Linked DNA regions of Homo sapiens: region 1 is linked to region 2. Evidence: chromatin loops called from intact Hi-C (ENCODE). Cell type or tissue: PC-3. All regions are shown on one strand. Links, peaks and the distances in the headings refer to the core of each region. The heading gives the core; the rest is flanking DNA.

What was found. A loop is a pair of places that touch in the nucleus more often than their neighbours do. Peaks named below come from ENCODE experiments on the same cell type or tissue, not always from the same donor. Only the 100,000 strongest peaks of a DNase experiment are listed, where the experiment ranks them.
Region 1: a loop joins it to region 2, with 5 times the contacts of the local background. A loop is called at or near these places in 3 of 110 quality-filtered maps.

What each region holds. Positions count from the first base shown.
Region 1 is chr11:71,325,652-71,332,279 of GRCh38, forward strand. No RefSeq gene overlaps it. Among named protein-coding and RNA genes, the nearest start is that of SHANK2, 76 kb to the left of the region's middle. In PC-3, for the core only: a CTCF peak has its summit at 3,485 (motif pointing left); a DNase peak (open chromatin) is centred at 3,500.
Region 2 is chr11:71,250,546-71,253,045 of GRCh38, forward strand. It overlaps SHANK2 (SH3 and multiple ankyrin repeat domains 2), which reads right to left and starts at 2,032. Exons shown (of 26, transcript NM_012309.5): 1 at 1,880-2,032. In PC-3, for the core only: a CTCF peak has its summit at 1,447; no DNase peak of the experiment used is centred there; H3K4me3 peaks cover 2,500 bases; H3K27ac peaks cover 1,080 bases.

The DNA of each region.
Region 1 (6,628 bases), core at 2,101-4,600, 77 kb after region 2:
TCTGCAGAATTGTGAAAGAATAAATCCGTACTGTTTTAAGCCATCCTGATTGTGGTCATTTGTTTCATTTGTTACAGCAGCCACCGACATAAATATGGCCCTCCAGGGAGGTTGGGGGAAAATGAAGGCTGGTTGGAGGCGACACAGCCAAGGTGGGGCTGCAGAACCACGTGGACCCGCTCTGCTCACGAGGGTGGGCCACAATCCCATCTGATTGGGGTGCCTATCAGAAGAGGGGGCGAGGACACAGGCACACACAGAGGGATGACCGCGTGAGGACTCAGGGGAAGGTGGCCAGGAAGAGAGGCCTCAGGAGGAGCCAGGCCTGCCACACCTTGATCTCGGCCTTCCAGCTGCCAGGACTCTGAGACAGTAAGTGTCTGTTGCTTAAACCACACATCTGTGGGGCTTTGTTAAGGCAGCCACAGCAAAGGAATACAGGTGGTATTGCACAAATTCCATTTCCCAGGGGCGGCGGAAGCCAGCCTGGGCCTGGATCCTATGGGACTAGGAAGAGTGCCCTGGGGTCAGGTGCCGTGGGAAGCAATGTTCAGTCTTTCAGGACTAGGCACATCCTCATCTGTCCCCAGAACAAGCCTGGTCCTGGTGACCTCTTCCTTCAGAGCCTTCACAGCCCCTGCGGGTGGCCACAGGTTTGCACCAGGTCCAACTCGGTAGGAAGCGTCACTGCTGCTTCAGGGAAAAGCTTGGCAAATTGAGTTCACGTTGCTTGAAGGGCCAGGAAGGTGGTGTTTCCTTGCTGAGTGTGAGGATCTTCCAAGTTTCAGCACCATTCAATTACAAATCACCTACAGTTGGCCCGGCCCCAGGAGACCCTTCCAAGGTGTCAACAGCACAGCCCACTCCTGGATTTACTGCCACTCCAGAGGCCGGTTCTCCTTGGTCAACTCAGAGCCACGGAGGAGCCAGCCACCGCCAGATTCCATGCCTCTCAGCATTTCCAACACCAACCCCACGGAGGAAGATCTGTCACTTACTGGTGATTTGCTTGTCTGGGGTATTAAATGCCATGGCTGTCCTCTTCCTGGGATGTCCAGCAGACAAGTGGCTGCACTTTCGCCCAGCCCTCCTCTGGCCAGTCGGTGGACTGTGGATATGTGGCATCCAAGAAGCAACCCCAGGGGAGGCTGGGAGGTGAATCAGGCAGCCATCCTACTTGCAGCCCAGAGACTTCAATAATATCCTGAGGCTTGGAGAAACGTGGGCTGAAGGCATGATGCCCTCTTGGGGCCCATGCAACTCCAGTGTTCATGGGGTCAATGCAGATGTGCACGTTTGGGCACATGGGCCGCACGACGCTGGCAGACTGCTTTCCTTACTCAACTACCGCACCTGGGGGAGGCATGGAGCCTGCCTCAAGGGCAGGGGCCAAGTGCAGATGGACACAGGGTCTCCTGTCATCCAAGCCTCTCATTTCTGCTGTGGTCTGTGTGATGCAGAGAAACACAGAACACATCTGAGGACCCATCTGCAAAATTGTCTGGGTCTGTTTTTCCAGCCTCTGGCTTTTAAACTTAGCACGTCCAGGTCCTGAGCCCCCTTGCCCTGGATGGTTCAGTCTCTCCTGTCTCCAGACAAGAGCAGTTGCAGGCAGGAAGCCGGCAGTGGCCTCTAAGGCCTCCTCCCTGTCCTTCTGGAGACCTGGCATGAACACTCCCTTCCACCTGGTGCAGGTGGCACCTCATAGCACTGTACCAATGTACCCCTGTCCCCACTCCCAGGCTGCACGTCTGCACCCCAGTGAACAGACAGGTTTGAATCCCTGTTCATGCCGAGCTGCCTGACTTCTGGTCCAGCCCCGGCTCCCAGCACCTTGCTCTGGGCCCAGCCCCTGTCATTAGCCTGACTTTGCTTTTGAGTCTGCCTGGTGGACTTGGTCTCTGCACCAAGATCCTGGGGACCGCCTGGGACTTGGCTGTGCATCCTGACCACGGTGTATGAGGAACTGCCCAGGACGCGGGCTCTGAACCCCATCTTGTGAGCAGGCGTCCTCTGCAGGCCCTGCTTGCCTGTACACCTGGCTGTGGGAGCTGGGCTGTGTTTCTGAGCGTTTGTTTCCTCAGCTGTAAGATGTTGGTAGCGATGGTCCCTGCTCACATGGTGGTTTCGAGGACCTGAGGAACCCATCCAAAGTGCTTTCATTAGGGTCACTCAGAGTGACCACTGCATTGCCCAAGCACGGTCAGTCCTCAGTCCCCATCGTGTTGGCCCCAGGAACGTGTGGGTAGTGCCCCCTCCTCCCTCTGTGGTGTTGGCTTCCAGGGCTCTGTCGCCCAGGCTAGGGTGCAGTGGCATGGTCACAGCAGCCTCAAACTCCTGGGCTCAAGCGATTCTTCCATCTCAGCTTCCTGAGTAGCTGGAACCTTAGGTGTACACCACCATATCCAGCTAGTTTTTATTTTTTTGCGAACGATGGGGTCTTGCTTTGTTGCCCAGGTTGGAGTGCAGTGGTGCAATCATGGCTTACAGCAGCCTTGAATTCCTGGGTTCAACTGATCCTCCAAACTCAGCCTCCTAAGTAGCTGGAACCTCAGGTGTGTACCACAATGCCCAGCTCATTTTTTTTTAATTTTAAATTTTTATTTATTTATTTTCTTTGAGATGGAGTCTTGCTCTGTCGCCCAGGCTGGAGTGCACTGGTGCAATTTCGGCTTACTGCAACCTCCGCCTCCTGGGTTCAAGTGATTCTCCTGCCCTTGCCTGCTGAGTAGCTGGGACTACAGGCATGTGCCACTATCTCCGGCTATTATTATTTTGTGTGTGTGTGTGTATTTTTAGTAGAAATGAGGTTTCACCATGTTAGCCAGGATGGTCTCAATCTCCTGACCTCATGATCCACCTGCCTCGGCCTCCCAAAGTGCTGGGATTACAGGCATGAGCCACTGCGCCTGGCTCCTATCTTCCTCTTAAGGCTGGAACAGCCCAGCTGGACATGTTCTTTCTCTGCCTGCAGTCCCTTCCTTGCTGCTCTGCTCCAGGCGTGTCTCTCGTTCCACCCAGGTGCCCACACCCCCAGCCCAGACCTTCCTGCACTCCAGCTATATAGGCCTGAAAGCTCATGGCTGCATGTATGTCTGCCAGTATTTTCAGTCCAGCTCCTAACTGTTCCTGCCAAAGGTGCCACACTGGATCCTGCTACATCTTGGGTGGTGGCACCTCCAACCTTTGGGTTCGTTGCTCAGTTTAAAACCAGCCTCCCTCACTGTCTCACACCCAGATCAAACATGTCAACAAGCCGGGCATGTGGGCACAGGCCTGTGGTCCTAGCTACTGGGGAGGCTGAGGTGGGAGGACCCTTTGAGCCTGGGAGGTCAAGGCTGCAGTGAGCTGTGATTGCCCCACTGCACTCCAGCCTGGGTGACAGAGCAAGACCTTGTCCAAAAAAAAAAAAAAAAAAAAAAAGTCGATTCTGTTAATTCTGCTTTGAAGCTAAATCCCAGCATGAACACTTCACAGCCTCACCACTGCCACCTCCCGGGCTGAGTGGCTGTGTCATCGTGCTTAATTGTTGCAGTAGCATCTTCTCTGGTCTGCCTGCTTCCACTCTTGAGTGCTTAGAGGTTCTGTGCGGCACAGATCCTGGTGTGATCCTTTAGAGCAGTGGCCCCCATCCTTTGTGACACCAGGGACTGGTTTCATGGAAGACAATGTTTCCACAGACAGGGAGGGCGGGGATGCAGGGGGGATCTTTTTGGGATGATTCAAGCACATTACCTTTATTGTGCACTTTATTTTTGTTATTATTATTGTGCTATAATGAAATTACACAACTCACCATCATGTAGAATCAGTGGGTGCTGTGAGCTTGTTTTCCTGCAACTAGATGGTCCCATCTGGGGGTGATGGGAGACAGTGACAGATCATCAGGCATTAGATTCTCATAAGGAGTGGGGAACCTAGATCCCTCACATGTGCAGTTCACAATAGGGTTTATGCTCCTATGAGAATCTAATGCTGCAGCTGATCTGACTGGAGGCAGAGGTCAGGCCGGAATGCTTACTTGCCTGCTGCTCACCTCCTGCTGTGCAGCCAGGGTCCTAAAAGGCCGGGGATCATTACCCCTGCTTTAGAGGGTGGGTCACAGCATGTGACTCTGTTCAAAACCCTAGAGGGCTCCCCATTTCTCCTTGAATAAAAGCCAAAGCCCTTAAAAAGGCCCACTGGACCTGCCCCAACTGCAGAAACCCCATTCCTTGCATTCCCTGCCTGGCCTTGTCTCCTTCTCCCCCCATCACTTGCTCAGCTCCAGCCCCACAGTCTTCCTTGCCCTTCCCCAGACTCCCCACCCATGTACCCATCTGCCCTGGAGTCTTTGCATCAGCCATTCCTGTGTCTGAAATGTTCTTCCCCATGCCACCTCCTCGCCTTGACTCATACATCACCTTCTCAAGGTGGCCGTCCCAGACCACTCTATCTAAACGTGTCGTCTGCTCCCAACACTCATCCCAGGTCCCTGATTGCCACTTTCCTTCCTTCTCCATGTTACCACCCTTTGACAGTGACCTATTCGTTAGGAAACTGACCTCTTCTCCAGGTCAGTTCTTATCCATCAGACATATTGTTAGGGCAGGAATCGGTCCCCTTGAACTCTGTTATGCTCCAAACGCCTAGAAAAATGCCTGGCATGGACTGGGGCTGGCTGGATGTTTGATGGGTAAAGCACACGTGGGAGAGGTGACTTCCTGCGTGACCAGGCCTGTGCATTTCTGCCGGCCTCAGTACACACTGAAGAAACAGAATTCTAAAATGACAGCCAGAGGTGGGCCAGCCACTCGATTCTGTGGTGTCACAGTGAGGTCCGGGGGCCTGTCCTCCTCCCCCCACCTCTTTCTTGAGCCCAGCCTGCTGCTGCCTTGGCTCAGCTCCCACTTGGTGCCCCTTCCCCACCTCCACGCTGAAGGTTGGAGAGGACAGAGCCAGGTGCCCACGCACACGTGACGTCAGAGGCCTCCACAGGCAGCAGAGGGGCAAACGGCTGACAAGGACGTCTCATGACCATGGACATACCTCTAGGTTACTTGCATACTTTACTTCATCATGAAGCATTTTTCAATCTGAGAAACACTCATGAGAAATCTAATTCTCAACACAGCCACCAATGGCCAAGGAAATAATGCATTGGTGAAAAAATGGAATCTCTGATTGTGAGGCAGAGCATCACAGCATTTAAAATAAGTGAGTAGGCAACGGTGGGCTTTCTTGTGTGTTTCTTGGGAAGTCTGATGATGTCCAGTTCCGGATATTTAAATTGTGCTGGGAGAGGTCCCACGAAGAGGCAAATTTTGCAGAGCAGCTCCCATCACCTTGGTCTAGCCACACAAGGCCCCTCAGATGGAGAGAATGGAGGGATTACCCCTCCCTGATCCCCAGAAGCACCTGTGGCGTCTCCCTGGGTAGGGACCTGAGGCAGGTGAGGTGGGTGGACCAGGTGCTCTGTTCTCTGAAGGCTTCTTTCTTCCCTGTGCAGCTCACTCCTGGATCCAGCCCCTCCTTCCCATGTGGGTCAGAGTCTCTGGGGAGTATGCACAGTGACCTGGAGGCTCTGATGGACCGGGCTGTGCCGGGGTTCTCACTGCTTGAACAAAGATTGATGGAGATGAATGACTGAGGAACCCATGACACTCCATCTAATTTTTCTATGAATGCACATGTGCATTTTCCTGGGAGGAAGGTCAGTTCCTCTCATCAGATTCTTAACATTTTCATAACCCCTGAAATGTTCACACCACTGATCTAACTGGAGAGAAAAGCTGCTCCCACCATTTATTTCATGAACACCAGCTATGTGCTGGGCAGGAGCTATGACATTTCTCTAATATCATCTCTTGGATATGGGGATGATTCTCTCAGCATTAAAGGGGAAAACACTGAGGCCTGGAGGTGCCTACAGACTCACCTGAGGCCGGCAGACACTGGGAAAACAAAAAAGCCTCCTGGATCCGAGGCTAAGGCAGGTCCCTGAGGACCAAGGGGCATTCCTGCTGGTGTTCCCTGGATAGGGGCATTCAGGAAAGAGCTGGGATTTGGCCAGAATGGGAAGGGCAAACAGCAAGGGTGCCAGGACCAGCCACCCAGTACTGCACAGAAGGTTGGCCACCAATGCCTGGGGCACCTGAGGTGGGGGCAGGGCAGAGAACTCAAATATCTGTGAAGAAACAGGCAGGGTGGCAGCAGCAATGGAGCATGAGTTCAGAGTCAGGGGCCAGCTTCTAGGGTGACCCTGCATGCCTCGGCCGCTGCCCCTCCCTGACGGGGTTCCCCTCCTGTAGAAGGAGAATGGGGGCTTACTCACCCAAAGGCTCCTCCTACTTCCTATGCTAAGCCTTGCTGGGAGCCCTTTCATGACAAGGGGCTACAGATGAGTCTCCAGGGCTGCACTCATAGACTTGGGGGTATGAGGCTGGGGCTGTGCCATCAGCAGATGGCCAGTCCAGCTTTCCTCCTGCTTCTGAGTTTTGGCTCAGCCTGGGGACACCAGAGCAGAGAAAACTGCCTCTTCCCAGCCCACATCCTGGGAGGACCAGGCAGACGCTTGATTCAGTGCAAATCCTGGGGCCGCCTCCAACCTCATGCTAAGTGTCTCCACCCTACTCCTCTTCCCACATAT
Region 2 (2,500 bases), core at 1-2,500:
GGGCCGAGCTCGCTCTCCTCACTCCACCCCCACAGGCTCAACCCTATTAGGACCCTCAACCTTGTTTCCAACCCACAAGTAGTTGGAAAACTCCAAAAGCAATCGGCCCGGGGCTGTTCTGGACCTGCTGAACCCTCTGGGGCACCAGGCTCGGTTCCTAGTGCACAGAAGGGCGTCACTAACTATGTGATGCGGACCGCAGGGCACCGGGGTTAAGGCTGAATCTGCCAGGTCCTTTTCCAGGGGCGCAGAACTTCCCTTGTGGCTGGGTCGGCAAAACCGAGGCCCACATCCCAGATAGAGATCAAATCGCCCTCCCCCACCGGGGGACTTCCGAAATTACCTCTCTGGATCTGGAAGCTTAATTAGCTGATTGGCCTCATTAACGTTCGAACTTGAGTTTCAAACGAAAAAGAGGTCACTCAACTATCCAATTTACAACCTCGAATTTCCACCCGAAAACCACTTTATTTTCGGATGGCCTCTGAGGACGCCCAGGCCCCTGCCAGCAGCTGCCAGCCCCCGAGAGCCTTACGTACTTTCGCCTGACCCCCCCACCACCCACCCCTCACCTGCCTGGCTCGAGCGCCTTCTCAGTTCCAGGCGCCCCGAGCCCCTTTAAAAGATCGGCTGCGAAAACCCACGGTCACCTGCACCACCCTTTCTCCCTCTGGGTGCTCCAGCCCCACGGAAAGGCAAGCCTCGCCCACGCGCCCACCCACCTCGAGCAGGGTGTCCGCACGCAGACCCGCCTGGAGGGCGCCGCGCTGCACCCCCACGCCAAGCCCCAGAACCCTGGCGGCGAGGTCCACCCCAGCCCCCGCATCCCCCCGAACCCGGGCGGCGAGGCCCGCTGCGGTGGTCGCACCTGCTGGCTCAGTCCGGCGGCTCCAGCCCAAGTGACGAGTGCGCTGTCGGCGTCTCTGGGAGCGGTCCCCGCGCCTGGCGCCCGGGGCCGGGGCCACCCGGTGGAGGCGCCTGGGCCGCGGGCTGGGCGGGCGGAGCTGCCCGGCCGCCGGGGAGGAGGGATGCCCGGGCGAAAGTTGCCAGGGAAACTTGATCAACTCGAGCGCGCCGGTGCCAGCTTCCTGCATAATTCACGGACGGTGGCGGCCGGGCTGCGCCCGCCGGGTCTCCCTATCCCAGCTGGTGAGCACGGCGGGCCGGGGTCGGGCACCCGGCTGTGGCTCAGCGCGACCCCCGGGACCTGGGCGCCCGACCCGCCACCCCCGGGCCCGCACCAGGCGCGCCGGCCCCGGCCTCTCCGCGACAGCTGCTGCTGCCGCCGCGCGCGCCTGGATGGGAGCTCTGCGTGCAGGGCCAGGGTGACCGCAGCGGGGTCTCGGGGGACCTGGCGGCCACGGTTCGGGTCTCCGCCCCCGCGCGCCACCTGGCGGCCCCGCGCCGGCTCCTCCGCTGGGCTCGCTGGCCCGGGTCCTAGGGCTGGCGGGCGGTGACCCGGGGCAAGGAGACCCCGGGAGAGCGGGGGAGGTCGCGCCACACGCGCTGTTCCAGAGGAAGGGGCAGGACGCGCCAGAGACTACGTGGTCCATGCGCGCAGGAGATAAAGCGGGGGCTCCTTCCTGCGCTCTGCCCCCACGCCGCTTCCAAAGCTTTCGACACCGGCCCCTGCCCGGGAAGAAAGGCATGCAGGGGGAAGGGCTCTCTACGGAAAATCGACCCCCACCTGGACACGCGGCTCACTCCCCCCAGCGCCCACCTCTCCAGCCTCTCTGGGTCCAGGACTGCGCTTACCCGGTAGTTGGTGCTCCCGGAATCGAGATGCCCCCAAAATGCCGTCAGTGAGCAGGATCGGGTGCCCAAGGGCCACCTCCCGTCCTCCCCGGCCCGCGCCCTGCGTCCCCGGCCGCCGCCTCACCTGGCTCGGCGAGTCGGGGGCGGGTCCGAGCCCCCCGGGAGCGCCAGCGTCCGCGCACACCTGGATCGGCCGCGGGAACCCGAGCGGCGCCGCGCCCAGCCCCGCCGGAGCTCAGGAGCCGCCGCCGCGGCTCAGGTGCAGGGGGTGGGGAAGGACCCGGCCCCGCCCGGCGCGGGAGCTGGCTCCGGCGAGGGTGGGGGAGGGGCCCTCTCGCCGCCGAAAGGACGCGTGCGGCCCAGGACCCGCGGGCGACCCGACCTGGACCCCCACCCCCGCCCACGCCGCGGACCTCAGTCCCCCGCCCCGACCCCGCTCCCGCCCGCGGCTGCGGCTCGGGCGTGCGCGTGGGGTCTGTTGTGGCAACCCCGGGAGACCGCGGGGCGCCCTGGCCGCCTCTGCCCCGCCCCGGGCTGCGTGGCTCACGGACCTCCCCCTCCCTGGCCAAAGCCGGCGGACGAGAAAGTCCCTGATTTTTGTAAAGTCCGGTTCGGTCTGCACGGTTATCCCGAACGCAGCTGGCTCCCGCCACAGAGTATTTATAATAATAGGATTTGGAAATAGAGGCTGCCTGCACATCAAAACGTTTGCAGAGCAAACGAAAACTTTGTACCCGGGTGATAC